Linked DNA regions of Homo sapiens: region 2 is linked to region 1. A link is a loop called in an ENCODE intact Hi-C map of the cell type or tissue named here. Cell type or tissue: heart left ventricle. All regions are shown on one strand. Each heading gives the region's core, and the rest is flanking DNA. Links, peaks and the distances in the headings are about the cores only. Region 1 has its middle 7.6 kb from the start of MIR6516. Region 2 overlaps SEC14L1 (SEC14 like lipid binding 1).

What was found. Hi-C counts contacts between places; a loop is a spot of excess contacts. Peaks named below come from ENCODE experiments on the same cell type or tissue, not always from the same donor. Only the 100,000 strongest peaks of a DNase experiment are listed, where the experiment ranks them.
Region 2: it touches region 1 in a loop (3-fold over the local background); 84 of 110 quality-filtered maps call a loop at or near these places.

What each region holds. Positions count from the first base shown.
Region 1 is chr17:77,095,581-77,098,487 of GRCh38, reverse strand. It overlaps a transcript of SEC14L1 not described here. Among named protein-coding and RNA genes, the nearest start is that of MIR6516, 7.6 kb to the right of the region's middle. In heart left ventricle, for the core only: a CTCF peak has its summit at 1,831; no DNase peak of the experiment used is centred there; H3K4me3 peaks cover 324 bases; H3K27ac peaks cover 2,132 bases.
Region 2 is chr17:77,144,502-77,147,408 of GRCh38, reverse strand. The region is part of intron 3 of SEC14L1 (SEC14 like lipid binding 1); the gene reads right to left. Among named protein-coding and RNA genes, the nearest start is that of SEC14L1, 5.0 kb to the right of the region's middle. In heart left ventricle, for the core only: CTCF peaks have their summits at 333 and 1,533 (motif pointing right); DNase peaks (open chromatin) are centred at 310 and 1,538; H3K4me3 peaks cover 2,500 bases; H3K27ac peaks cover 2,387 bases.

The DNA of each region.
Region 1 (2,907 bases), core at 276-2,775:
TCTCACTGTCGCCCAGGCTGAAGTCCAGTGGCACGACGATGGCTTACTGCAACCTCTGCCTCCTGGGTTCTGGCATTTCTCGTACCTCAGCCTCCCGAGTAGCTGGGATTACAGGTATGCACCACCACGCCTGACTAATTTTTGTATTTTTAGTAGAGATGGGGTTTTGCCATGTTGGCCAGGCTGGTTTCGAACTCCTGACCTCAGGTGATCCACCTGCCTTGGCCTCCCAAAGTGCTGGGATTACAGACATGAGCCACTGCACCGGGCCTAGAACAGGAAATACTTCTAACGTAAACTACCATTAGAGGGAAAAATGGTTCCTAAAAGGCAAGAGTAGATAGAATATGTAAGCTACGGACACTATTCAGAGAAAAGGCAGAAGTCCCACACTTTCCTCCATGTGAGGCCCCATGAGATCTGGCCTCAGCCCCCCAGCCCTCTCATCAACTCCTTTTGCTTGTGTGCCAGGGCACTGGCTGCCTCCCCTGCTGGGGTGCTCTTCCTGGTCATCATGTGACTTACTCTCACTGAAGGATTTGGTTAAAGGCCACCCATCTAAAATTGCAAACCCCATCCCGTGCTCCTCCGTAGTGGGGCTGCTGTCTTTCTCTCCATAGCACTCATCTGTTATTCTGCATATTCTAATGACCTGTTTCCAGTCTCCCCTATCCTGGGATATAAGTTCTCTGAGAGGAGGGAGTATGTTTTGCCTCTGGCTGTATTTTAACATATCCAGCAATACTTGTTCAACTAAAACCATCAGAAAGCTGTTCACCGGGCTAATAAGCCAGAGAACGTACAGTACTCTGTTGAAGATTACACTTTCAGAATGGTCATTCTCCCCACTCCCCCGCCCCCACCCAGCAAGTCCACTTTCCCACCAGCTAACAATCAGCACTCTTTTTTTTAAATTTTTTTTCTTGAGATGGAGTCTTGCTCTGTCGCCAGGCTGGAGTGCAGTGGCACAATCCCGGCTCACTGCAACCTCTGCCTCCCAGGTTTAAGAGATTCTCCTGCCTCAGCCTCCCGAGTAGTTGGGATTACAGGCGTGCGCCACTACGCCCGGCTAATTTTTGTACTTTTAATAGAGACGGGGTTTCACCATGTTGGCCAGGATGGTCTTGATCTCTTGACCTTGTGATCCGCCCGCCTCGGCCTCCCAAAGTGCTGGGATTACAGGCGTGAGCCACCGTGCCCGGCCACAATCAGCACTCTTAACTGTGCTGGCTTTGTGCAAACTTTGTTTGGTCTTGATAAGTACCTGTCAATTTCAAGTTATAAGCAATGTTCATGCCAGAGACACTTCTAAACCCTTAATGCACACTGTCTGGGACTTCAAATACTGGTACGTGTTAACACTGGATTCCTTACAAAGAAAATCTTTCCCGATGTTCTCACCAGCTGGCACTGGGAGTACATTGGAACGGAGAAATGTATTAGAACACGCTCTTATCTCCACGTGCAGTGCCTGTGCTTGGTTCCTGACATGATAAACGCTTCCAAGGAAAGCACTTATCACGAACCAAGACACCTGGACTGATTCCACTGGGACAACCGGACAGATTCGTAACTAAGAGCCCAGCCCCGCAGATGAATCTTCTGCATAACTTTTTGGTGACAGAAAGTCTTGGCTAAATTACACAAATCAAAACAAAACAAAAAAACCCCAAAATCCAAACTCTGTACCAAGTTACAACAGACATAACTTTTTGGTCACAGAAAGTCTTGGCTAAATTACACAAATCAAAACAGAACAAAAAAGCCCCAAAACCCAAACTCTATACCAAGTTACATCAGAGAACACAGTCTGGTGTTGGATTACATCCTCTAGTGGACGAAGAGAGAAATTCAAAATCTTGACTTAACTGTTCTTTAATTTCTATACCTTTTCTGATACAGGGCTTGTGTCCCACGGTGACTTTTTTTTTTTGAGATGGAGTCTCACTGTCACCCAGGCTGGAGTGTAGTGGCGCTATCTCGGCTCACTGCAACCGCTGCCTCCCAGGTTCATGCGGTTCTCCTGCCTCAGCCTCCCGAGTAGCTGGGATTATAGGTACGCAACATAACGCCTGGCTAATTTTTGTATTTTTAGTAGAGACAGGGTTTCAGCATGTTGGCCAGGCTGGTCTCGAACTCTTGACCTCAGGTGATCCGCCTGCCTTGGCCCAAAGTGCTGGGATTACAGGTTTGAGCCACCACACCCAGCCTCATAGTGATTTTTAACCTTAAATACAACTTCTTAACCACATATTTAATTATCCATTGCTAATATTGAAAGCACCATCTGTAGCCAGGCGTGATGGCTCATGCCTGTGATTCCAACACTTTGGGAGGCTGAGGTGGGAGGATCACCTGAGCCCAGGAGTTCAAGACCAGTCTGGGCAAGACAGTGAGACCTCATCTCTATTTAAAAAAAAAAAAAAAAAAAAGACTGACTGCAAGGAGCTGGAACTGAATGACAGCAGGAGACAGCCAAGGCCAGGGAATGTTCCTGACAGCCACACAAAACCTTCCTAGGCCTCCACCCATGGAGTCTAGGCCTCCCTCCCATCACCCAGAAAGATGCCCAGCATGCCAGTCCTGTGTAGGAGGAGCGCGCCCATTACTGTGTAGGAGAATTAGTGAAGGCTGTTTATTTATTTCAGTAATTAGTTAATTTTTTTTTTTTGAGACAAAGTCTTGCTCTGTCTTCTAGGCTGGAGTGCAGTGGTGTGACCTTGGCTCACCGAAACCTCTGTCTCCTGGGTTCAACTGATTCTCATGCCTCAGCCTCCCGAGCAGCTGGGATTACAGGTGCCTGCCACGACACCTGGTTGAATTTTGTATTTTTAGTAGAGATGGGGTTTCACCATGTTGGTCAGGCTGCTTTCGAACTCCTGACCACCCGCCTCGGCCTCCTAAAGT
Region 2 (2,907 bases), core at 263-2,762, 49 kb before region 1:
GCGAGTTAATGAGAACTTTAACATGTTTTTTTTTTAATGGTACTGACCTCAAAACAAATGGTAAATTTTCATTAAATCAAGTGAGATGCAATTAACATATCTGACCTGACTGTGTACCTATTTATACTAGGCACTTTTTACCTGAACAATTTTCCGGCAATACTAAATTACAAGTAAACTCTTGGTTAAAACAAACAAACAAAGGCATTAAGTTGAGTGAGGCGTTTTCTCCCACTCTCTCACCTCACAGGACTCACATAAACCAGGACTCGACCCACCTCCCGTGACTGCGTGCCGGGCACTGCCGGCCACTCCTGCCGCCACCGTGCGTTCTAGTGAGGCACATTCGCTTTCTGACGTGCTCACAAGTCCGCCGGCGGAAGCTACGGTTCCGTTCTCACCTTAACTGCATATATACCTCTTTCCTCACTCTGAATGCTGAACTGAAAAGGGCATTTTCAGGTTAACTCATTTTACTGTTAGTTTTCCTCAATGACAAAAAAAATTAAGCAAATACTGAGGATTTTATACCATAAAACTACAGTAAGAAATGGGGGCAAAGGACACCACACAAACATCACTCACAGTCTACTTTTGGAAGGAAAAAGGTAACATATTTCATTTTCGGATTTAAAAATGTTTTCTTTATACTACAGGGTGGAAGAATATACGTGCGTGTGTGTGCGTCTGTGTGTTTGTTTGTTTGTTTTTCTAACAATTCAAAAGAAAATTTCCTGAAGCTGGTGAGGCAAAAAAAAAAGTTTCTAACTAGTAAGTTTTAAATCATAAAAAAAAGAAAAAAAAGGAGAAGAAAGAAAGAAAAAGAAGGGAAATTAACCACTACCTCAGAACAATAGTTTTAAAATGGTTTAATTGTAAAAACTTGGTGGCAGCTCAGAATTTGAATTTCGAGTTCTTCTGTAAAGTCCTGCATGAACTGGCAAGGTAAACGTCACAATTTTGAAAATAGTGAAGTAAGGGAAATAAGGAAGTCTGAACGTTAAACAATCCAAACACCTCCTCTTTTATTAAATCTAACGTTTGGCAAAGAAACCAGCCTTTGCCTCAAACTATCAGGGTTGCATGAACTTTTTAAGCCACACTCAAGTGTTTTGGAGAACATCCCCCACCCTGCCCAACTCTCTGCCCTGTGTCCACCCCGGGCCGTGGGCAGCCACTCTACTTTACCTGGCGATGCCCACTGCCTACCACCCCCACTGCCTCCTCCCCAGCTCCACCAGCCCAGCTCACTGAACAAGGGTCAGGCCTCCCACCTAAGGCAAACAATCCACAGGCTAGCCAATATCCTCAAACCCAGGACCAGGGCAGGGGTCGGGGTGGGGAATGAACTAGATCAAGTTTCTCTCAAGGATGTGAACTATGAAATGTGACAGGAATTGGTCACTTAGAAACTGAAAGAATGCAACAAGAAATGCCACAGAGTTGAACTGGGGCCAGAGGGCTTTCAGACAGCTAAGCACGTCCTCGAGCTGAAGCCACATGGAAAACTAGGAGTGAGCAAAGCAGCCAGCTGGTGGCGGGGTAGAAGGCTCCAGCACATGGAGCCAGGCACAGTCCCACAGGGCAAAATCCTAGAGAAAAACTGTGGCTGAGGCCCCCAGAGCAGCCAGGAACCTCCCTCCACTACCAGGCTCTGGAGCTCAGCCCATCCCAGCTCGAATTCCCGGATTCCTGTGTGATTCCTATCACACTATACATGTTCCCACTCACCAAACTCCTTCCCAAGCTGGCTGGAGTGGGTCTTTGCCTCATACAACCAAAAGCCAAAACAGCACAGATAACATGCAAATGGCAAACATGGTAAGTCAACAACATAAAATACTGTTAACAGCCCTAGCTACACATATTTAAGATGTGTAACTACATCTTAACACACGTAACTTCTTAACACACAGACATCTTAACACACAGAGCTTCTTACCCACACACACAAACCAAAACCTCACACCTGAAAGGGAAGGCGCACCACAGAACCTTCACCAGGGGGATGGATTCAAATGTCCTGTGTTTTCACAAAGGTGTGAGGGATTCTTTTGTTAAAACTAATCAAACTGTACACCTGACACGTGACCATTTCACTGTATGTAAATTATATCTCAAGTACAGTGGCTCACACCTGTAATCCCAGCACTTTGGAAGGCCAAGGCAGGAGGATCACCTGAGGGCAGAAGTTCAAGACCAGCCTGGCCAACATGGAGAAACCCCATCTCTACTAAAAAACAAAACAAAACAAATATATATGTGTATATATACACACACACACACACACACACACACACACACACACATACATACACACACACACACACAAATTAGCCAGGTGCGGGGGCAGGCACCTGTAATCGCAGCTATTCGGGAGGCTGATGCAGAATCGCTTGAACTCAGGAGGCAGAGGCTGCAGTAAGCCAAGATCGCGTCACTGCACTCCAGCCTGGACGAGAGCAAAACTCCGTCTCAAAAAATAAAAATAAAAATAGACCAGGAGAGGTGGCTCACGCCTGTAATCCCAGCACTCTGGGAGACCAAGGCGGGTGGATCACCTGAGGTCAGGAGTTCGAGACCAGCCTGGCCAACATAGAGAAACCCCATCTCTACTAAAAATACAAAAATTAGCGGGCATGGTAGTGCAGGTCTGTAATCCCAGCTATTTGGGAGGCTGAGGCAGAAGAATCGCTTGAACCCAGGAGATGGAGGTTGCAGTGAGCTGAGATCGCGCCACTACAATCCAGCCTGAGTGACAGAGTGAGACGCTGTCTCAAAAAAATAAATAAAATAAATTTTAAAACAAACCCTGTCATGTAAATTCTTCCCGTAAGAGGACTTCTTGTTTTTCAAAACTATTGATCTATATAAATCCCACAAACATACGCTGAGCAGAAGCAGCCA